3 separate regions of the Homo sapiens genome follow, and all the other regions are linked to region 3. Evidence: chromatin loops called from intact Hi-C (ENCODE). Cell type or tissue: heart right ventricle. All regions are shown on one strand. Region 1 overlaps NEMP2-DT (NEMP2 divergent transcript). Region 2 overlaps NEMP2-DT (NEMP2 divergent transcript). Region 3 has its middle 77 kb from the start of GLS.

What was found. A loop is a pair of places that touch in the nucleus more often than their neighbours do. Peaks named below come from ENCODE experiments on the same cell type or tissue, not always from the same donor. Only the 100,000 strongest peaks of a DNase experiment are listed, where the experiment ranks them.
Region 1: it touches region 3 in a loop (2.7-fold over the local background); 10 of 110 quality-filtered maps call a loop at or near these places.
Region 2: a loop joins it to region 3, with 3 times the contacts of the local background. A loop is called at or near these places in 11 of 110 quality-filtered maps.

Annotation. Positions count from the first base shown.
Region 1 is chr2:190,540,319-190,548,318 of GRCh38, reverse strand. All of the region lies in intron 1 of NEMP2-DT (NEMP2 divergent transcript), which reads right to left. It also overlaps a transcript of NEMP2 not described here. Among named protein-coding and RNA genes, the nearest start is that of NEMP2-DT, 9.5 kb to the right of the region's middle. In heart right ventricle, no CTCF peak of the experiment used is centred here; no DNase peak of the experiment used is centred here; H3K4me3 peaks cover 783 bases; H3K27ac peaks cover 1,301 bases.
Region 2 is chr2:190,637,881-190,645,880 of GRCh38, reverse strand. It overlaps NEMP2-DT (NEMP2 divergent transcript), which reads right to left. Exons shown (of 5, transcript NR_183903.1): 5 at 6,353-7,535. It also overlaps a transcript of NEMP2 not described here. Among named protein-coding and RNA genes, the nearest start is that of NAB1, 7.2 kb to the left of the region's middle. RefSeq lists an enhancer at 7,964-8,000. In heart right ventricle, no CTCF peak of the experiment used is centred here; a DNase peak (open chromatin) is centred at 7,444; H3K4me3 peaks cover 9 bases; H3K27ac peaks cover 5,371 bases.
Region 3 is chr2:190,800,258-190,808,257 of GRCh38, reverse strand. No RefSeq gene overlaps it. Among named protein-coding and RNA genes, the nearest start is that of GLS, 77 kb to the left of the region's middle. In heart right ventricle, a CTCF peak has its summit at 3,843; no DNase peak of the experiment used is centred here.

The DNA of each region.
Region 1 (8,000 bases), 260 kb after region 3:
AATTATTGCTGAAATAAGTTAAGAGGCTTAAATTTTAAATGGATTGTTTTAAACATTAGTGTTAGGCAAATTATCTTTAAGTGAAAAGAAAAAAAAAAGGAGTGCCATCAGAATCCTAATGCCAAGATATATGAACATGTAGTTCCAGGGACACAACCACAATGTGGTTAGGAGAGACAAATTCTAACCTGCAGAATGCATGCCTGAAAAAGGAGTCTACATCCTCCCTCTTTCCTTCTATTTGCTCCACTGTCTTAATGGCTTATCCTGCCTGTCATTCCAAGTGGCAAGTGACCTAGTTAACCCAGCTTTCTCACACTGGACCATCTGGATTAGTCACTGCTCTTTCCACCCCACCTCTCCTTTTTTATCTCCTCTTTCTTTTTCTGCCATTCCTATTATCTTTTCCTTACTTTCCTCATGATAACCCATCCTCCTTTATCGAATTTTTCTTATTTTATTATAAGAATAAGAAGTATTTGTGGATGGGCACGGTGGCTCACACCTGTAATCCCAGCACTTTGGGAGGCCAAGGTGGGCGGATCACCTGAGGTCAGGAGTTTGAGACTAGCCTGGCCAACATGATGAAACCCCATCACTACTAAAAAATACAAAAAGAAAAAAAATTAGCTGGGTGTGGTGCAGTGCACCTGTAGTCCCAGCTACTCAGGAGGTTGAAGCACGAGAATCGCTTGAACCCAGGAGGTGGAGGTTGCAGTGAGCCAAGATGGCACCACTGCACTCCAGCCTGGGTGACAGAGCAAAACTCCATCTCAAAAACAAAAGAATAAAAAGTATTTGCAATTTTGCTATTTAGGAAATTGAATGATTTAAAATAAAGATGTTATCTCAATCTACTCAACAGGATTAATAGGGGAAAAATACATAATTGGTGCAGAAGCAACTCCCATTTTGAGTCAGTGTGTATATTTCAAAATAGAAAATACATTTGTCAAAGTTTAGAATAATGAATAAAACTCATTTATTAAGTCACCATAAAGTTTCAGATTACCATTTTCACACATTTATGAAGGCTCTGGGGAGCTGTCAAAAATATCACCATAGTGATTTTCTCCACTGCCTATTACTATTCCAGTTTTTGTCTTCTATGAAACCACTTCCCACTATAAAGTTTAAAAATACCAGACACTCGCTCCACCGCTTTTAGCAAGGGTATAGGCTACCAAAATACATGGGACCAGAAAGTCTGAGGAGTCTGACGAGAAGGTGAAGATGAGAGCTTTCAAGAAAGTCTTTTCTTCCCCATTCAAGAGATGAAAAGGGAGATAGTCCTCCCTATATTTGGTTGTGATTGTGTGAGAACCCAGTGTCAGCAGCAAGGACGGCCTTTTTCAATTATGAAGGCAAAAGCTTAAGGACAAAGTCCAACAAGTGGAGAGTGGTGGAAAGAAGCTGAAAACAGCCTGGGTCCTTGGGAGCATGCTTAAGCTACTGAATCAACTGGCTTTGAGACTTCCGTGCACACAACATAATAAATGTTTTGTTTAAGACACTTTTAGTTATACATTTTGTTACTTGTAGTTGGAAATATCCTAGCTAATATATACCTCAACAATACAGGTAGATTTCTTGACTCTATTGCTAAGGACAGGACCTATAAATCACAGTAAACAGATGTAATAAAATGGGGGTGGGGGTAGGGGAAGTAACTGAAATGTACCAAATAATAATAATTATTCATTTTCATCTAACGTTAGAGACTTTGCATAGTGTAAGCAAAAATATATCTAATTTCAGGTAGATGGACTTTATTGGCAAAATATGATTAACGACATTAGCAAAACTTAGAAGTATAGTCGTCCCTCAGTATCTGTGGGAGACTTATTCCAGGACCTCCCATGATACAAAAATCCAGAGACAGTCAAATCTCTGATATAAAATGTTGCAGTAAGTACTTGTATATAGCCTACATTCATCTTCCCATACACTTTAGATTAGCTCTAGTTTACTTATAATACCTAATACAATGTAAATCCCAAGCAAATTGTTGTTATACTGTATTGTTTAGGGACTAACAAGGGAAAACAGTCTGTATGTGTTCAGTATAGATGCAGCCATCTTTTCTTTTTTAAAAAAAAAAATTTTCTGTCTGTGGTTGAGTAAGGCCATGGATGCGGAACACACAGATATGGAGGGGCTGACTGTGTATTTGTTGAATTATTTATACATTCCACTTTCCACGGTTTCTTTTGAAACATGACTAATCTAGAAATTGTGATTTTGTTATAGAAACAGTGTAGAACAAATAGATTCTATTATGTCAATTTTCTTTGTAAAATAAAATACTAGGAGTATCTAGATTATAAATTTCTTTCCCACACTGGGTTGCGTTTTCTTTGACATTCCACTCCTATGACCAGCAATAATGTGCTAGAAAAATAGGGAGTGAAAGATCTGTATAAAAACTCTGTAACATACTTGAATGTAGCCAGATACGGAGTACAAAGAGACAGCAATAATGAAAACAGAGGCTCTGGAGAACTGACTTTAAAAAAGAAAAAGAAAGAGAGGGAGAGGGAAAGAGAGAGAGAGAACATAGAAGCAGAACAAAATCTGAGACACTGTTATATCTCTGTTCCCCAACCTCCACCCACCCCTTTTTAAAAATATTTGAGTTCTTTCCAAAAACACATGAAAGAAAATAGATTGAAGAATTTTCTGCATAGATTGTGATTGCTGGGGATATTCTGAAGTGCATGATCAAGAACTGAAAGCTAGAAGAGACAATCCCGATGTCTTAACTGAATTGAAAGGTTCCTGAATCATACATAAATCTCTTTCATTATCAAAAAACGACTAAGAAAGGCAGTTAAGTAACTTAAACTAAACGGATATCTGCTGTTTGTAGGTTTCCTTGAAAGAAAATAAACTTTGAAATATAACTCATCTTCTCTCACTGTAAATCATCTTAAAAGAAATTACCCCAGTGGGGGGAAAAAAGAGAACGCTAGATAGTAGAGAATGGCTGATTGAAAAAAATGTTTCCTAATGGTGTGTTAGTTGCAAAGAAAACTTTGGCAGAGGCTCCTTAGGAATCAAGTGAAGTGGAGTTGGTGAGATCGGATGGTGTCAAAGCAAGAGACAAACTAGAGTCCCAATGCTGGGAAATTTTATTTATAGTGTAATCCTAAACCTACTAACTGAAAAATAAATCTTTTTTTTTCTTACTTTTTTGTTTTATTTATTTACTTACTTTTGAGACAGGGTCTTGATTTGTTGCCCAGATTGGAATGCAGTGGCGTAATCATAGCTCACTGTGGCTTGAACTCCTGGCTCAAGTGATCCTCCTACATCAGCCTCCTGAGTAGCTGGGACTACAGGTGTGTGCCACTACACCCAGCTAATTTTTTTTTTTTTTTTTTTTTTTGCGGGGGTAGAGACAGTGTCTCACTATGGTGACTAGGCTAGTCTAGAATTCCTGAGCTCAAGTGATCCTCCTGCCATGGCCTCCCAAAGTGCTGGTATTACAGGCATGAACCACCACACCTGGCTACTTTTTAAAAAAATAATAAATAACTGGTGACCAGTTTCCTGTATCTTAGTTACCTTAAATGTACTCTTAGATGCACTGTATTTGTTCAACTTTGCTTTTTTCAGATTAACTGATTATACTATTTTTCCCATTAATACTATTTTCCAGCCATGATTCAGTAATCACCAATCACTTTTGAGTATTTTTTCTCACCACTAATACAGTATAGTCAAAAGAATATTTGCTTCAGAATCATAAATGTAAATCCCCAAGCTATATATCAGACCTACTGAATAAGAATCTTTAGAGATGGGACTCTCATTCACACCAAAATTTGAGAATCACAACTTAAAAAAATTCCACATCTCTCAACTTACAGGAATTTAACCAATTTTTTTTTACCAAGAGCTTTAGCAATTTATTATAGAGGACATATTACCTTTTTCTTAATAAATTATATTTATTCTAATCCTATACAATATCATTTATTTTTATTGAAATAACCTATTTATTAGTTTTGACATGACTTATTAAAATTACTGAACTAGTATATGGCAAGTCAATTTCAAAATATTTTCTAAATGAAATATGCTAAGAAAAACGTGATACAACAAATCAACTTCTATTTTTATTCTTTTATGGAGAAGTCTCAGATACTCTGTCTTTTAATGAGTAAAATTCTAAAACTGGGGATTTTTGAAAGAAAGAAATGATGACACATAGCCTCTGTAATCTTTATGGCATTGGCTGGTATTATTGCAGTAACAGACTAAATTTTTCTTTATCAAAGAACCTAAAGTAGTAGAACTTTGCCATTTTCTTTTAACTTAATTAAATGTTCTACCTAAAAGCTAAGTGAAAGCTCCTAAATAATTTCTCACATGAGCTGAATTTTACTTCTGATTCATAGTGACTGATTATAGCCCATGACAGTTACTGAAAATTAATTAGTTATAAAGAGCAAGAACCATAGAAATAAAAAAGCAGAGGCTGAAAATTGAATTGTCATCTTTTTCACATCACATGGAAATAGTCTAATGGAATTAAAGAATTTATGAGACTTCTGGTTCCAAAATGGTGGGTTATAAGCAAGCTGGCTTCACTTTTTTTCTACAGAAACCCAAAAACAAATATACAGCCCCTAACATTATCACCAGCAAAATTCCTGAACTCCAATAGGAGGATGAGACAGTTCCTGAAGCCACAGAGAAGTGAAAAAATTACAAGCAGGTGGTAAGAGAATTGAACTTACATATTTACAATGCACCTCTCCTCAATCTGCCTGTCACCAAGTGTGTGGTATTTCAGGCACTGCTGATGCTTCCCAAGGGTTGAGGCAGGAACAGGACTCCTGCCAGGGAACCCAAGATGGTGAGAAAGCTGATTGTCCACCTCAATCTCACTTTTCCAGTGTAAAAACTGTGAGCCAGGGAGAAATATCCTTGAGAACAGCCAGAGACAGGGGCAAAAAGAGAGGACAACCATCCCACCTAAAAACTCTGCTCAGTGACTTGGCCAAAAGAGATATCAAATGAGAGTGACTGTTCATCAGCACTGTGCTGTCGGAGGTTTGTTCCACAGGTACCCTGGGCACAAACTCCTAGCCAGCCTTTTCACAGTAGCAGGCTACCCACTTTGGGACCTCCCTCATTTGGGACAGGTGGCACTCTGGTTATTTATTAGTGCCAGGCAAACTGGGCTTAAGGCACCATCCAGGGCTGAAAAGAAGATAGCAGCCTAGTCACGGGTGGAGGGAAGACTATCAATAAATAAATTACAAAGAATCTGAGCAAACATGTACAGTAAAAACCCAAACAAGCCAGATAGAGAAGACTGGAATAAGTAACTAATTCTTCATTACAAAGACATAGATATAGATTCACAAGAAACTATAGTAAACAGGGAACCATGACCTCTCCAGACACACAAAGCAAAGAACCAGTGACTAAACCTACAAAAACAGTGCTATGTGAACTTTCTGACCAAGAATTCAAAACAGCAGATTTAGGGAAACTTAGTGATCTCTAAGATAACACAGAATAGCAATTCAGAAATTTATCAGAGAAATTTAACAGAGATTAAAATAATTTTAAAAATCAAATAGAAATCTTAGAACTGAGAAACACATTTGCTAAACTGAAAAATTCATTAGTGGTTCTCAACAGCAGAATAGATTCAGCAGAGGAAAGAATCAGTGAGCCTGAAGACAGGCTATTTAAAAAGACACAGCCAGAAGAAAAAAAAAAGTAAAAAAACAATGAAAAGGAAGATCACCTACAAGATATAGAAAGTTACCTCAAAAATCAAATCTCAGGGCTGGACACAGTGGCTCACACCTGTAATCCCAGCACTTTGGGAGGCCAAGGTGGGCAGATCACTTGAGGTCAGGAGTTCAAGACTAGCCGGGCCAACATGGCGAAATTTTGTCTCTACCAAAAATACAAAACTCAGCTGGGTGTGGTGGTGCACTCCTGTAGTCCCAGCTACTAGGGAGGCTGAGGCAAAAGAATTGCTTGAACCTGGGAGGCAGAGGTTGCAGTGAGCCAAGATTGCACCACTGCACTCAAGCCTGGGCAACAGAGCAAGACTCCACCTCAAAAACACAAAACAAATCTAAGAATTATGTGTGTTCAAGAGGGAGTTGGGCAAGAGCAAGAGGTAGAAAGCTTATTCAGAGAAATAATAACAGAAAAATTTCCAAAACAGAAAGAGATAAATATCCAGGTACAGGAAGGTCAGAGAACACCAAACAGATTTAACCTTAGTAAGACTACCCCAAGGCATGTAATAATCAAACTCAGACGACAAAGAGAGGATCCCAAAAGCAGCAAAAAGAAACAAATAACATATGAAGGAGCTCCAATTTTTCTGGCAACAGACTTCTCAACAAAAACCATACAGGCCAGGAGGAAATGGGACATTTTCAAAGTGCTGTTAGAAAAAGAAAAAAAAAAACTGCTATCCAAGAATACTGTATTCTGCAAAGCTATCTTTCAAATATAGAGAAGAGATAAAATCCTTCCCAGAAAAATGTTCACAGAATTCAGCACCAGCCCCATCTTACAGGAAATGCTAAAGGGAGTTCTTCAATCTGAGAGGTAAAAACACTAAGTTGCAAATAGAAAATATTTGAAAGTTTAAAACCCAGTGGTAAAATTAAGTATGTGGGCAAACCCAGAATACTCTAATACTGTAACTGTGGTGTGCAATCTACTAACAGCTTTAATATGAAGCCCAAAAGACATATCTATGAAAAACAATAATAGTTACATCAACCTGTTAAAATTAAACAACTTGCTTCCAAATGACCAATTAAGAAATGAACAAATGAAGAAATTAATGAAACAAGAAATTAAGAAAGAAATGTAAGAATTTCTTGAAACAAATGAAAGTACAAATACAACATACCAAAATCTATAGGATACAGCAATAACAGTAGTAAGAGGAAAGTTTATAGCAATAAACATCTATATCAAAAAGTAGAAAGACTTCAAATAACCTAACAATGCCCCTGAAGGAACTAGAAAGGAACTAGAAGGAACTAGAAAAACAAGAACAAACCAAACCCCAAATTAGTAGAAGAACAGAAGTAGTAAATATCAGAGCAGAACTAAATAAAATGGAGACCAAATATATATATATATACACATATATATAAAATGAAATTGTTTTTTTGAAAAGATAAAATCGACAAACTTTTAGCCAGACTAATTCAGAAGAGAAGACCCAAATAAATAAAATCAGAAATGAAAAGGAGACATAACAACTGAGACCACAGAAATACAAGGAATCATTAGAGACTAATGTGAATGAGTATTCACCAACAAATCAGAAAACCTAGAAGAAATGGAAAAATTCCTGGATACATAAAACATGCCAAGATTGAAGAAATTAAAAACCTCACCAAACCAATGATGAATAATGAGAGTGAAGCCATAATAAAAAATCTCCCATCAAAGAAAGGCCCAGGATCTAATGGATTCACTGCTGAATTCTACCAAACATTGAAAGAAAAACTAATACCAATTCTACTCAAACTCTTTTTAAAAATTGAGGAGGGAATACATCTAAACTCATTCTAAGAGGCCACCATTACCTTGACACCAAAACCAGATAAGGACCCACACACAAAAATGAAAACTACAGGCCAATATCCCTAATAAACCTCAAACCCAAAAATGCTCAACAAAATACTATCAAACTGAATTCAACAACATTTAAAGATCATGCATGCTGGGTATGCATGCTGGCTCATGCCTGTAATCCCAGCAAGTTGGGAGGCCAAGGCAGGAGGATTGCTTGAGCACAGGAGTAACTCAAGGAGCCTGTGTAACATAGTGAGACCCTATCTCTACCAAACATAAAGTAAAATATATTATCTGGGCTTGGTGGCATGCGTCTGTAGTCCCAGCTACTCAGGAGGCTGAGGCGGGAGGATCATTTGAGCCTGGGGGGTTGAGGCTGCAGTGACCCATGATCGTGCCACTGTACTCCAGTATGGGTGATA
Region 2 (8,000 bases), 160 kb after region 3:
TGTCTCTGTTTATAGTTTTGATTGTCTTTTCATGCACTCTAAAAGATGAATATAAAAACTACTAAGGAATGAGACTATATTATTTTTGTAATACTTCGTCGAATGCAAATAGTAAAATAAAAATAATTTTCTTATACATGGAAAATCACATTTCATGTTACATTTCATTAAGAGCCTAAAGGACATGAGTGTAATTTCCAAGAGGCAGAATTTTTTATTCACTGCTGTATATTCAGTGGCTAGAACATTGGCTGACGCATACTAGTCACTTAATAAATATTTGCTGAATAAATGAAATGGAAAATATGAACTAGCAGAATTTTGTATTTTGTAGATGTTATTAGTATGAATTGTATTTCCTAATAGAAGTGTCTAAAATATGTGATGCCTACTTCTGATTAAATATATAACATTTTCAATAAAATATTAAGAGTTAGAATATGTTTTGAAGCAGTGTGTAAATTGTGAAGTAATTTTAGAATGTTCCTAAAGTAATTCATATTAGATTTTTAGGCACAAAATTTATTTTTAAATAAATTACAAAGGGTTAATAAATACACCAGATTCTGAATTTTTAACACCATTTGGAAAGTGGTATGAGAAATATATCAAATTCTGTTTTTTTATTTATTATTCATGTGTTTATTCTTAACTCTATCTCTTGCAAATATCATCCCAGGCTTATTCCTTATATATAAAAGTAAGGGCAAGACAGAGCTACTTCTGATGTCTTAAATAAATATCACTTGTATGGTTTTAAATTTTGAAAACACTTTTTAAAAAATTTGAAAGCCTTCTTGACTTAGTTTTTGTTTTTACCTGTTAGGAGTAGATTTGGGAGAAGCTTATTTTACAGGCGTGTTCATAATTTTAATCCGTGTTGTAGAGTGTGTCACAGTATACAGCCAAATCACCAGGTTTATTTCCCCTCTCAGAAAACCAGATTTCCTCTCTCAAGTTGTGTGTGTGTGTTTTTTTTAACTTTTATTTTAGGTTCTGGGGCACATGTGGTTTGTTACATAGGTAAACTTGTGTCACTGGGGTTCATTGTACAGATTAATTCATAACCCAGGTATTAAGCCCACTACCCAATAGTTGTCTTTTCTGCCTCTCTCCGTCCTCCCACCCCTCACCCTCAAGTAGACCGCGCTGTCTGTTGTTTCCTTCTTCGTGTCCATGAGTTCTTATCATTTAGCTCCCACTTGTAAGTGAGAGCATGAGGTATTTGATTTTCTGTTCCTGTGTTAGTTTGCTAAGGATAACAACAGCCTCCAGCTCCATCCACGTTCCCACGAAAGACATGAACCTGTTCTTTTTTATGGCTGCTCTCAGGTTTAAAAATTAGAGAAAGAGAATAATTTTTTTTGTGCTTCTGAATGGAAGTTGTAATTCATGGAAAATAGAATATAATGTATGCCACTGACAATATACAGTCAGTATATATGACACACCTTTGAACACAAGACCAGTCAATGGTAAATGAACACTGCTCCTTCACATTGTCTTCTGATGGCTCTGTCAAAGTACAGAAGCATGCTGAGATGATTCGAGATGGAAGATGCACGTTGGCATTAAATAGCAGTAAACCACATACTGAACAAGCTATTCCCTTTTCAATTCTTTCAGTCCTTCGAAGGAGGAAATTTAAATTGGTGCCAGTATGTCTGTAATCCTTCTAATACTTGCTGAATTCTGTTTTTTGTTTTTTTTTTACAATGAGGAAACAGGCTTCAGCTCAGAGCCTTGGCAGGCCTCAGTATATAGCTAGAATTTAATAGCACTGTTTTCCTTGTATTTGTTTTTATGGTTATCTTCCATTGAGGCAAATGAGATTCATTATGCATTTAGAATAACGATCTCAAAATACCTTTTAAATACATTTCCTTGAGCAAAGACCCTTAATTTTAAAATGAGGACTATTAAGTAAACTCTCTTTTTTGTTGTTTTTGTTTTTGAGACAGGGTCTCACTCTGTCACCCAGGCTGGAGTACAGTGGCACAATCATGGCTTTCACTGCAGCCTCAACCTCCCAGGCTCCAGTCATCTTCCCACCTCAGTCTACTAAGCAGCTGAAACTATAGGCGTGCCACCATGCCCGGCTAATTTTTCTATTTTTTATAGAAACAGGATTTCACCATGTTGGCCAGACTGGTCTCGAACTCCTGGGCTGAAGCTCACCTCCCAAGGATAAATGCTATTTTAGTGGTGCAAGAAAATAATAACTAACATGTATCGAGTACCTAATAAGTGCTGGTAGCACTTTATCAGTATTAATTCATCTGATCCTCGCAACAGCGCTATAAAGTATGCACTATTATTCACTTCATTCTCTGGTAGAACTGAGGAAACTGAAATATGGGGTACTAAAATTACCTGTTTAGGTAACATGGGAGAGCCAGGCTTTGAGGCCAAGATCTCTGTCCCACAGCCCATGTCTGGACCATTAAACAGATAGCTCTAAGCAGCCAAGTCAGTGCTGGAGGTTTCAGAAACACTGACACAAGTGTTTCTCCCATCTTTAAAACTCCAGTTTAACTTCCTTGAAGATCACTGTGAGCTCCACTTCCCTCAGTAGCTTCTGCTTTCCCTAACTCCCATTCCACTTCTCTTTGGTACCACATGGAAGGCTTATAGTTATTTATGCATCTTTAGTTACTTAATTATGTTCATCCTAAGTATACAGTAAGCCCCCTTGGAAGGAGCAACTATGTGTTATACTTCTCTTGAATTCAGTGAATATATGTTTAAAAGGGGTTTTAAGAAATTGTTATTAAAACTGCTCAATGATTAGTGCATTATTTTAGCATTTGCAAAAATAAGGGATTCTTTTGACCCAAAAAAAAAAAAAAAAAAAAAACCTTAACCATTTCCACTTTGTGAAACTAAAAAAAAGTTTTCAGTGAAAAAAAAAAAATGTAAGAAGTTGGTAGTGATTTTGACATTTGAATGAAAATTTCACTAAAAGAGCATTAATTTATTATTTTCGGAAAGATTTCTTACTTTAAAATGCTTCAGTAATTCCAAACAAAAGAATAGATTTAAAATGTTCTTAGAGGAGAGGAAGAATAACATTATGGCTTATGACCTACAAGATCTAAGGTATAATATAATTCTCGTCTATTATTGCCTCAGAACAATTCTATACTTAACAAATTTTCCACTCTGTGTGGTGGTAGCCCTACAATTAACTGAGTCATGTAGAATATTCATATTACCAGAAATATAATTAAAATTTCCCTTATTTTGCGATATGAAATTCAAAGCTTTGGAAGTGTATTGTAGACTAAATAAACTTTTAAATGCATGGAAATTTGAGTATTTTTAAATATATAGAGATTATAAACAAGTTTCTTAAAGACAAGTTAATAGGAATATATAATAACTCATAATTTCAAGAGCCACGACTTTAAAAGTAGCTGCTCTTCTGAAAAATAAGCAAACCTTTATCCATTGTATTTTATTACAAGATACTATAGAATTTTAAGGTATAAAGGATTATAAAGTTTACCTAGTTCATCCTCTTTTGTATATTCAAAATATATTCAAATACCTTGCAGAAATTCATCATACAACTAGTTTAGTTTCCAATTGCTTATTTCTTTATAAGTTGGTTATTTTGAACTTATAATGCAATCTCTGTTGTAAGAATAAAACAACAACAACAACAAAAAAAAAACCCGAGATGGTTAGGTTCCCAGGATGAGCTACCAGTGCTTATAAAATACAAGTGAAAATACAAGTGTTACAGACTTTGGGGGGATTAGGTGGGATCCTAGAAATCATCTAATCCAATTGACTTCTACAGATAAGCAAATTTATACTACACATTGCTTATAGAAAGAGCAGAAAAGTATATTAGGCAGTAAGTACAACCAAACATTTAATTGACTGAATAGTAATTGTGGTTAAAATTTGTGTTTAAGACAGAAGAAATGTAAATGGAAACTTTTGAAAAGACTTTCTTAAGAGAATTTCGGGAAATTTTTTAAGGATTAGAGCCTTGTTTTTCTTTCTCTTCTATCCCCTATCTTTGGCAACAGTGGTTAAAACTCCGCAACTCTATCTTCTCTTCCCACTCCTTCCCTTTTCTCCCAGCATCCACTGTGCAGGACTTGTATAGTTAACTGATCTGTAACACTGTTTTAGGTGTCAGCCACACTGGCTACGGTCCACTCATTCCTGGCCATTAATAATTGTCTGTTAACAACACAAGCCAGGGTGGAGAGTAGGTTAAAGTGCTCTGCTCCCCATCTCTGGAATGTATTCAAACCGTCTTCCACTGCACACTGCATTCTTGGCCACCCTGTTCCTCACAGTCCCAGCTTTGGCTTTACCCTTCTCCACCCTGTTTGCTGAGATGAATGTCAAGTCTGTGCCCACTCTCCCAGCTCAGTCTCTGGGCTTCTCTCTTCCTCTAGGTCTACACTGCAGCCAAAGGACCCAGCAGCTGGAGTACCCTCCATCATGAGGGTGGATGGAGGATTTTGTTTGTTTCCTTGACAAAGGTGTGTGACTTGTCAGCCAAGATGTTGGCTTTTTCATGAAAGGAGCAAGGAAATAGGAAGAGAGCATGTTAAGGAAGAGAGCCCTTCTTGAAGCAAATGGGCAAGAATTGGAAGGAAGTGGGGAAAGAGGATGGAGATTACAGAAGATGTGTCTGTACTTATGACAAGTAACTAAAGTAGATATAACTATTTTGGGAGAAGTGAAAAGCCAAAGAAAAAGTACCAAGTACAGGGCTCCCCTAAAAAAAATGGAAAGAAAAGGCAGAGGGGGCAAAGAAGAGATCATCCTCACATAAACTCCTCTAAACCAGCCTCTTGACGTGGGACAGATGGGAGTGTTGGGATGGAGTAGTTGGGACAGATCTGCAGGGAAAAGGGGCAGAGAAACAGCAGCCAGTCTTCTCTCTTCGCTTGGATTGCAAGAGGTAAGTGTCAGGAAAAGGAAAGAAAAGCAGAATGGGTTCAAAAACTACCCCAGCACACCAAATACTTTACTATGCTGATTCAGGTAGAATCCTGAGTTGCCATATCACCCATCTAGCTAAAAAAAAAAAAAAAAAAAAAAAAAAAAAAAAAAAAAAAAAAAAATTGAATGTGTTAATATTGATGAGTTGGCGAATTGTCACAACAAATTACCACAACAAATTACTCAACACTGCCTTCTAGGAGCGGATACTTTGAAAGGACAATGCATATATCCTACAATGAGAGACTTTTAAACTACTGAAATACAGATAAACATAGTTCCGTTTGCATATAACTGCAAAGTTACATCTTTACAGTTTGAATTATATTGTCGTGTACCTGGACTTATACATCATGACTCAGCTTACCCAGGACTGGCAATAATATGTGGTAGTCAAAAACTTTAAAGTTTTCTATCTATTATTGTATTTTCATTCCTTACTATAAGTTTCTCATAGTGGCAGAATAAGGGTTTTTTCCAACTATAAATTATATTCCTTAAATAAACTGTTCCAAATAATCACAGTGTTGCAGAGGTTAGGGGCTCATCATTGCTGGTAAAAAAAATAAACAACCTTTAGAACAGTAGTTTGGCAAGTCGAACCAAGAGTTGCAACATGTCCATATGATTTCAGCCAACAAATTCACTTCTAAGATATTATGCTAAGTTTATACATTTTTATTACAACATTATTTGTGAAATGGAAAAAAATAAAAAATAATGTATTAGTTAAATAAGATATCTATATGATGGAATATATTCAATTAATATTTAATAATATTGAGAAATGCTCATAATGTTATGGGTAAAAATAGAACAGAGCAAAACAACCTGTAATCTCTCTACCTAAATAAACATGGAAGGAAATTTACTAAATGTTAGCAGTAATTATCTCTGGGTGATGGTATTATAGATAGTTTTTATTTTCTTCTTTATGCTTTTTTTCAATTTTCAAAAATTTTGGCCAGGCACAGTGGCTCACGACTGTAATCCTAGCACTTTGGGAGGCCGAGGTGGGCAGATCATGAGGTCAGGAGATCGAGACCATTCTGGCTAACATGGTGAAGCCACGTCTCTACTAAAAATACAAAAAATTAGCTGGGCATGGTGGCATGCACCTGTAGTCCCAGCTCCTCAGGAGGCTGAAGCAGGAGAATCACTTGAACCCGGGAGGCTGAGGTTGCAGTAAGCTGAGATCGTGCCACTGCACTCCAGCCTAGGTGACAGAGTGAGACTCCGTCAAAAAACAAAAACAAAAAACAAAAAAAAAAAACTCAACAATAAACATGCATTACTTTGAAAATCAGGAAAAAAATAAATGTTACTTAACAAAGATCCTGCTTCAAAAGCAGTTTACAAATAAAAATGAAAACCAAATTGTATGTATTTATGCACTTGTTTGCAGAGGGCAACAAAAACCAGGAGGTCAACAAAAACTGCGAGCTAAAAAGTATGTGTCAAGCACTTAATGTCATCTGTCCCAAAATTGTTTTTATCCACTTGTTTGCAGAGGGCAACAAAAACCAGGAGGTCAACAAAATCTGGGAGCTAAAAAGTATGTGTCAAGCACTTTAATGTCATCTGGCCTGTATAACTACATGTCTTGAGGGTCTACCATCTGACACATGGTAGACCCTCAAGGCATAGATACCCCACCACACCAAATTCTTTGACCATGCTGATTCAGATGCCATCCTGAGTTGCCTTATCACCCAACTAGCTACAAAAAAAATTGAATGTGTTAATATTGATTTTATATATATTTATAGATATAGAGCTGGCTTGAACTGCTTTAATCTGATGTCACAAATAGTCTCTTTTCCTTATTAATCATTCAAGCATGTATCTCTTTATATCTTCTTAAGGATCCTCCTGTTCCAGGGACCTATGCAGTCCCAGAGCTTTTGCAGTTCAAAATGTGACGTTCACTGGGCTTTCACACCCAGTGACAGAACTGGCATCTGGGCCACATCTGATGCCCTGTTTGTTTGTTCCGGTCCTTGTTTAGCTGCAGAAAACTGGCCCACCAGGTGCCAAACTGGTCCAGTGCTGCTTGAGACCCATCTGCTGCTCTGGTTCCTTAGGGGAGGAGAGCAGAGCCCACTTTCTCTGAGACTGCAGTTCTTTCTTCATTTTGCAGATGCAAGCATCTCCCAAGTGTGGGCTCCAGACCTGCCTTGATCATCTCCACTCAAAGCTGCCCTCACCCCTTCCCCAGGTATCAAACCACCAGTGATGGCTGTCTTTCAGACCCATACAGTAGAAGGGGCCAAAATTTATTAACTACTTTTTGATTTTAAATTTTGCTTTACAATATCTTTTCCGGCATCAGTAGATTTCAAGTGATGCTCATTTCTGTCCTTCCACCCTCTCAGTTTGCCCAGCAGTCAAGGTTCGTTTTCGTCAGGACTATTGACATTGCTGTGAAGTTTCCTGTGGCAGGCTGCCCAGATGCTTCTGTCCAGATCCTCTGAGCACCAAGCAGTTACACAAGGCCCCTCTGTGTGGCTTATTGTCGCCTTCCACTCCCACTCACATACTGTGGATGGATAGGAGTTTTGATGCTAGGGTCAAAAATAGGCAGGTTACTTACTTAAAAGGTGGCATTTTGCAAGCAGAATGGATACTCAGAGAAGAAGATGGACAATGTGAGGACAATCAGAGGCAGGAAAAGATGTAAGGAATTTGGAACAGTCCAGGCTCCCCATGTAGCACAGTGGTCTGACAACTGGGAGTCCTCTCTGAGAAAGAAGGGAAGGCTCAGTGCTGCCGGGAGCACTCTGATTACTCCTTGCTCTGTAGGCTCTGGCAGCCCTTCAGACAACATCACTAGCTCCCCTGCTCCCGCTCCTGCAGTGTTTCATCCCTCTTTCTTCACTTACTTTCACCTCCCTCTCGGGCACCCAGTGTGTTACTGATGTCTGCATTTGTTTCCTGACAAGGAAGAACGTGATCTGATCCAAATATACCCAGAGGTATTAAGGTTGCAGTGTGCTACTTTTCCTAAGATGTTTATACCTGGAGACTAT
Region 3 (8,000 bases):
TCCGCAGCCCAGTCATTGGAACTTGGATGTAAGTGGCTTCTACAACCAAGTGAGGCAGAGAAATGGGCAGCAGTGATGACTCTATAAAGACTTTTGTCCTTTCATTCATTCAAGGTGGTGTACAACCCAAAGATGAACACATGACCCTTGTCCTCAAGCAGCTCAATCTGTGAAAACTATCATATGAGTTAATGTGGTAACAGAAGCATGCGCACAAAGTACTCTGGAACAACAGGCAGGGACCATTTAGACCTGCTGCAGTGTGTGTGTCTGTGTCTGTTTATCTATGTATTATATGCAGGCAGATTGTGAAAAAAGACAAGTTTCACAGAGGAGATGATACATGATCTTTTCTAATTCACTGAAGCATACAGCTATCAAAGGCCTGAGGACTCTTGAAAGATGAGCAAAATTTCATCATGCAGAGAAGGGAAGTGTAAAGACAGGAAACAGCATGTGAAAGGCATTCTATTCTATTTAAATCTAGGAATACTGTCTTTAGGATGTTCTTGGCTGATTAAATCAGATGCATCATCATATTATACTATCATGATTTACCAATACTGGTTATTGCCTAGATTTTATCCATGGACTCTCCATTGGCATCATTAGTGATGAGAGCTGGAAGCTTGAGCACACCCTGCCATAAAGTTGTTTGTAACAGAAGACATAGTTTGTACTTTGTTTTCTCTGTTTCAGTTTTGGTTTCCACCTCTAATTTGATATATACCAGTTATTAATCTGGTTGATTTGCTACAAATGAAAAGTTTAAAAAATTAATGACAATCTATACAAAACTCACATAAAACCATTTGAGTCTCCCACTAGATGGCACAGGAAGAATATGGCATATCACCTAATTCTCAGGCTAGGCTAGATAGAAAATGTCTATTCCTATGATCACATGACTCTGACTACTTTCTCTTAAAAGTAAATATAAATAACATCTCTGTAATTTTATTTTTTCTTTAACAATAATTTATCTTAAAGTAGACAGAAAAATGCATGTGGTTTAAAATTCATAGTAAATAGGAGAATATTATAAAAGTTTCTTAAGGCCAGGTGCAGTGGCTCATGCCTGTAATCTCAGCACTTTGGGGGTCCGAGGCAGGCGGACCATGAGGTCAGGAGATTGAGACCATCCTGGGCAACATGGTGAAACCTTGTCTCTACTAAAACTACAAAAATTAGCTGGGCGTGGTATGCTCCTGTAGTCCCAGCTACTTGGGAGGCTGAGGGAGGAGAATCGCTTGAACCCGGGAGGTGGAGGTTGCAGTGAGCCGAGGTCGTGCCACTGCACTCCAGCCTGGCAACAGAGTGAGACTCTGTCTCAAAAAAAAAAGTTTCTCAAACCATTTTTAACAGATTAAAACAATTCTTTTTTTATCAAACTATTTTTTTCATTAATTCTTAGTAGTCAATAGTTCTGTTATTGTGACCCTGGAAGACAAGGCACTGTCATCTGTCTCCTACAGATTTTAGAGCAATTAAAAGTGAAGCAATCCATATTCATTGATTAAGAGGGAACTATCATGTAACCTGGGTAAGTCAGTCCATATCACTTTAAGAACGCTAAACAGTATTGCTCAAGGTTAAAAAAAAAAAAAAAGGAGAGAGAGAGAGATCTAACACCATTCTTTAACGCCTGGCCACTAAACTAATGACCATCAATGACAGAACCTGCTTAATCCCCATATAATTATCCAATATATTGAATCCTAATTTTTTTTGCTCTTCACCCCAACCTTGCCCAAGTGCCAGTGTAGCTCTACTTTAAGAATATCAATAGAATGTGATTTTTCACAAGCTGCCATAAGTAAATGGTGGTAAGCCAGAGTTATAATCTGAAAATGCAGCTAGTTTTTTGGGGGGCACATTAGGACTCAAACTTCCTAAAACTCCTACTCCTGAGTTACCTGGAGAAAAGCTACAGCAGATGGGCATCCAGTGCTTGGAAGGGCTGCTTGGTCCTCAATACAGGGCCCAGTAAATATATCTTTCAATTAAACTCCAACCTTTGATGTAACTGGTATCGTGGTGCCACAAGGATTCTGTTCAATATATATTTACTGAATACCTTCTTTGTGCAACACTCTGTGCTGGACCCTGGGCTAGCTTAAACAACCTGATTTGATTCATGGTGGGCAGCAGATAAGAAGGCAGAATTAGTTCACCCTCATAATGGTCTTTTACTGCAGCAATGGCCAATAAACCACCGAGTTTGCAACACCAGAACCCTAAGGGCACACTTAGCTTGAATCAGAGTGTCTCCTGGCAATCATAACTGATATTCAATCAGAGTTCCCACTGAGTATAGATGTACTACTTGACTCCATTCCAATAAGTGCAGCAAGCTGGAGCAGAAAAACTAATCTTTGCTGGGTCTCTCAACGCATGATTTTTCCTACATTGTGCAACCCTTATATGCCTTTCGTCATTCATTCCTATCAGAATCTCCTAGAGTGCTTATTTTAATGCAGATTCCCAGGCCCAATGTAGATCACTGTATCACATCTCTGTGATACAGGAGGCCATAGTGAAAACACAAATGAACCTGTTGCCAGCCATCCATGAGACCACCACGGATGCCCCACACATCGCCAGGGTGATTTGAGGGCCTCAAGATGTGAGTTCCTTAGCATGGTTGGGGGCCAGAGACGCCACAGTTTGAGCTTTGGCATTAATGTGCTCTTCCTTTCTGTTGCTTATCTTAGGTAGGAACCAGTTGACAAGTGTCCTCTCCCAGCACAAGGAACTGACTCTGGGCACTGAGTATAGATTTTACTTAAAAAAATGTACAATTTTACTTACAGAAAGTTACTCAGCTGGGATGTTTCACTTCATCATTAAGGTTTTCTTGTTTTCTTCCTTCCTTCCCTTCCTTCCTTCCTTCCGTCCTTCCTTCCTTCCTTCTTTCCTCCCCTCTCCCTCCCTCCCTCTCTCTTCTTTCTTTTTCTTTCTTTCTTTCTCTTTCCTTCTTCTTTTTCTTTCTTCTTTCCTTTCTTTCTTCCTTCCTCCCTCCCTCCCTGCTTGCTTGCTTTCTTTCTCTCTCTCTCTTTCTTTCTTTCTTTTTTTTGTAAGAAACAGGGGTCTCTCTCCCCAGGCTGGAGTGAAGTGGCACACAATCATAGCTCACTGTGGCCTCAAACTCCTGGACTCAAGAGATCTTCATGCAGTCTTCCCAGTAACTGGGATTACAGGCACGTGCTACTGCACCCAGCTTTCACCGTATAAGTTAATTGTTAACTTCACATAAGTTTTAATACCTGCAAAAATTATGTGACTCTTCCAGATTCCAATCTTTTCTAATTTGCTAAAGCATACAGCCATCAGAAGTCAACATGCAGAGAAGCACTAACACGGAGTCTCTGCATGTCTTGATAAATGTTGCTTTGATGCAGAATTCAGTTTGGGCAACTTGTGTAGAAGGATGGTCAGAAAGTAATTTTCTGTTTGTTGGGGTGTGTGTCTGTGTGTGTGTGTGTATGTATGTATGTATGTATGTATATGTATATGTGTATGTAAAGAACACAGGTTCTGCAATTAGTCCAGTGTTGTTGTTCTGGGAATTTAAATGTTTTCATTCTCAAAGCAGTTCTGCTGAGTAGAAATTTTCACGTTACCCCATTATACAGACTGAAAACCTGAAGCTTGAGTAGTTTGCCCAAGGTCACATAGCAAGGAAGATCACAAGGCAAAGGAAGATCTTGAACCCTCTAAAGTTCACGATGTTTCCATTATGTCATGCTTGTAAAAAACATGAAAAGAAATGTTTATAATAAAAGATATTAAGTGATAAAACTTCCTTAACAATTTTCTCCTTTGCAATATCAGAAACCTCCAGCAGGCTGTACCCCTGAATCAGTTTTCTAATTGAAGCCATTAAACAATGATTTTCTCAGTGCTTCGGTTGTCGTTGGGTTTTTTGGTATATTATTTTAAATTAAATCTACAACAATAATTTACAAACTTTCACAGGTACAACTGAAAGTCAAAAGAAAATATTGTTTTTGATGCATTGTTTTTAGGTACTTAACTGATTTCTTACGTTAAAATACTGCCCTATTACAATTGGTTGTGAAAATTACTGATGCTTCCACAGCTAGGAATAGAGTTTTATTTCATTCTACTATTGTCAAAATCTACGCTTCTTCATTGCAGGCTACCACATAGACTTAACCTGATTTGCAGAAGTGTGATTAGTTTATCAATATGTCTTCAAGTGTAGCCAAGGCACAATTATTTTAGAATTACCTAAGACAGTTGTTGTGAAAGCATGATCCTCAACCAGCATCATCAACATCAGCAGAGTTCTTGTTAGGTAAATTCTCAGGCCCTACTCCAGACCTACTGTAACAGAAACTCTGGGAGTGGGATCCAGCAATCTGTGTTTTAACAAGTCCTCAGGGTAATTCTGATGCACACCAGTGGATAAGACCCACTGACCCAGGATATTTATTAGAAGTATAAATTTCTGATCCTCACCCATATCATATCAGAATCTCTGGGGCCTAGGAAACTATTTTTTACAAATATCAAGATGATTCTTAGGCACATAGAAGTTTGAGAACCACACTGGTCCATGTGGTATGATTTGAGGAGACAAGGAAGGATCCTTCTCTGAACATTTCTCTCCATTTCTTGATCAAAAGTCAGTTAATTTTGTAGAATTAAGCAAGAACGTCCTTATTAATTTTTAAGTTCATTAATTCACAAATATTTTAGGATGATTTATTTTATTAAACAGGTATTTCACTCTCAGGGGAGAACAGAAGAGTGGACAATTAAAAGGGAGGGACATTACAAACACAGACTACAAAGGCCTAATTTACATATTTTACCTTACAGTCACCCAAGATCTGATTTGCATATATTTCACCTCTTTCATTAGGGAGTGTATCATAATTTTACTATAACATGTTGAGTCTAACATCCTTTGGCCAAACCTTTCCCCTTCCAAAGAAGACCTTGTAAAATCTACTTGGCAGTAATCAAGCAATATGCATAGAGTGTAGGTAATAATGTATTGTAGCATTTATTTGTTGTGTGTGGGGTTTTTTTTAGTGTAAATAGAATCTGTATATTCAAGACATGAGTCTCATAGGATAAATAATCTCATTACTTTGCAATATCACTTAAACTTTTTTCAAACAGTATACATCCAGCTTATTGACCAGACTAGACACCAGATAATTTCCTATTGCTTTAAAATAAATACAGATACAACATGGATGAGCCTTGAAAACATGACACTAAGTGAGAGAAACCAGACACGGAAGGACACATGTTGTAAATTCCATTTATGATAAATATAAAAAATAGGCAAATCCAGAGAGGTAGAAAGCAAAGCAGTGGTTAGCAGGGGCTAGGAGGGATACTGTGAAGTGACTACTGCTTAATGAGTGAGTATGAGGTTTTCTTTGGGGGTGATGAAAATGTTGAGGAACTAAATCATGGTGATGGTTGCACAACATTGTGAATGTACTAAATGCCTCTGAATTGTGCACTTTAAAATGGTTAAATTGGTACATTTTATATTGTATTTTGTGTATTGTGTATTTTACCACAATTTTTACAAAACATACATACACAAAATAGAAAATAAAATAGAATAAAATTAAATCTCCTTTCAAATAATGAAGATTGATAGTAGTCAGGATATAGAAAATAATGTGCCTCAGGAATTCTAAAAGATACGCCCCAAAATATTCCAAGAAGTGACACTAAAGTGGGGGATATGTCAGGTTACAATTTTTGAAAGCCAACACTCACTTTAGATATATGCTTTATGTTGCCAGAAAAACAAAGCAACAGCAACAACCCCCCGCCACACACAAAGACACACACACACACACACACACACACACACGCACATGCCAAAAAACAAAACCAAATAAAGCCAAAGATCACTTAAAATCAGACAACCAACCACAGAGCTGCATACATAATTGTGATTGACATATTCACAGTCAGGCCAGTCAGAGTCCCAAGAGATCAACTGGGAGGCGGGGCTTCTGCAGCAGCAGTGCCTGGTTAGGGTCTCACACATCACCACAGAAAGACATGGATTGGGGTCTGTGACTTACCCATATAGCTTGACACCCCCAAAAGCCACCAAGCCCCCAGAGTAGATATGGGTCTCTCCTATGAAGTAATCTAAGATTGGGGATTCATTTTTATACTTGCATTAATTTAATGACTCTCAGTGTCTATATCACTATACATAAAGGCTATTGTTCTCATTTTACTCCTTCAGAGAAGGAGATATGTACAGCTATGATCTCAATTCTTGCCCGTTTCTATTTTCCTTCCCACTATCTAGAAATCAAACTGCCCTCCTAAAAATTCATCATATCCCAACGGGTTAGGTAAAAAACTTTGTGTCCGAAAGCTTCCATAGAAATCCTGGAGATGGTTATGAGCTGCTTTAAAATGAGATAAAATGGTATCTGCTTTGCCTTCTGAAGGGCTGCTCTTTGTGTGGGTGCTTTTGTGAAATTCTGTGTCACCCACGCTACCCATTACAATGCTCACAACATTCACATATTTGATCCGGAGGAAATGTAGCTGGCACTGTTTTTATTCCTGTTACCTCCTGTCTTGAAGCAAAATGCCAGTGCTTCATGCAGCGTGGAGTGGTAAACATCAGCTGGGGAGAAGCCTTTATTTAGGGAATTTATCACAAAATGGCTTTCTGAAGATTAATACTGAGAAAGTGGAAGCACGGTTTAGTAAGTATAGCATTGGTGCAAGCAGATATTTCCAATAGGCAGTTTCCAGTGCATACATGAACATCATCTCTACTGTGGTCTCCTATCTTTGTGTATAACACACAGGTTATTCCGCTTTGTATGCCCACCAATGTATGCATTCATAAAACAGATCTTTATACTATTAAGGAGACACAATATAGGCCGAGGATTTAATATAGTACTCATAAAATTTGAATTTTTTGAAACCTGCCAAATGGATAAGATGTTTGCTCTATATTAGTGACTATCATTTTGATGTGAAACGTACTTTAATGAATACCTGACAAAGAAACCTTTTAAAGAAATGATTATCTTTGACATGAATATATTCAGCTCGTGTTTATGCAGTGAAATCTTAACTAGCTAGTAAAAATGGCACAATATTACGACGAGTATAGAAAATACTACATAAAGAAAATATAAAGGCTGCCTGAAGAGTTAATGACTAATTCTGTTATCTGAATTGGTGCTTCAGTGACGATTGCTCTGAGAAAAGCTTATGTTTAAGGTATTGTGGGTGCAATCTGTACATCTGAATTACACCCAGGGCCTTATTAATGCTATGTGTGAAATTATGGAAATTACCAAAGCAAAAAAGCTTTATGTTTGCATTCTGCTTTCAGATATAAGGCAAGGTAATTATATTTAATAACCCAGTGACTACATTTTATATCTTAAAATTATAAAGTAAGAAAAAAATGGAAAGTGCTTGCATGTGAATGTAATCATACCTTAAAATGATGACCTCAATCTTAAGCAATGCACTTTTATCTTTAGATAACATGTTAAAGCAAAGGCAAATAACTATTCTATCATACAGTGGTCTAATTGTGTTCAGAGAAGAAGAATGACAAATATACAGCAAATGGTTATGAGACGTAGTTTATAATGACAACTTATTTATTATTAACCTGATGAAAAGAAGGCTTAATTGTGAATTTGTGAGCCTTCACAACTAAACAAAAGATCAGTAAGCAAGCAATTCATGTATTGTTCTCCATTTCCACTGAAGACAGCAGCTTAAATTAGTTAAACAAAAGAACATTCTTAACAATATGGCTAAGAATAATAAAAGTAGGAAACACTTCTTGGAGATTTTGGCCATAGAGGGCATGAATCTATAGGTAAAGATTTCTCAGGTGGCTGAAGAATAATTATATACTTCTTGCTGATCATGTGATTCTATGAAAACCTATTGTCTAAATTAATGCAGTAGTGTTTTGTTCCCAGTGAGGGATAATGTCTTTT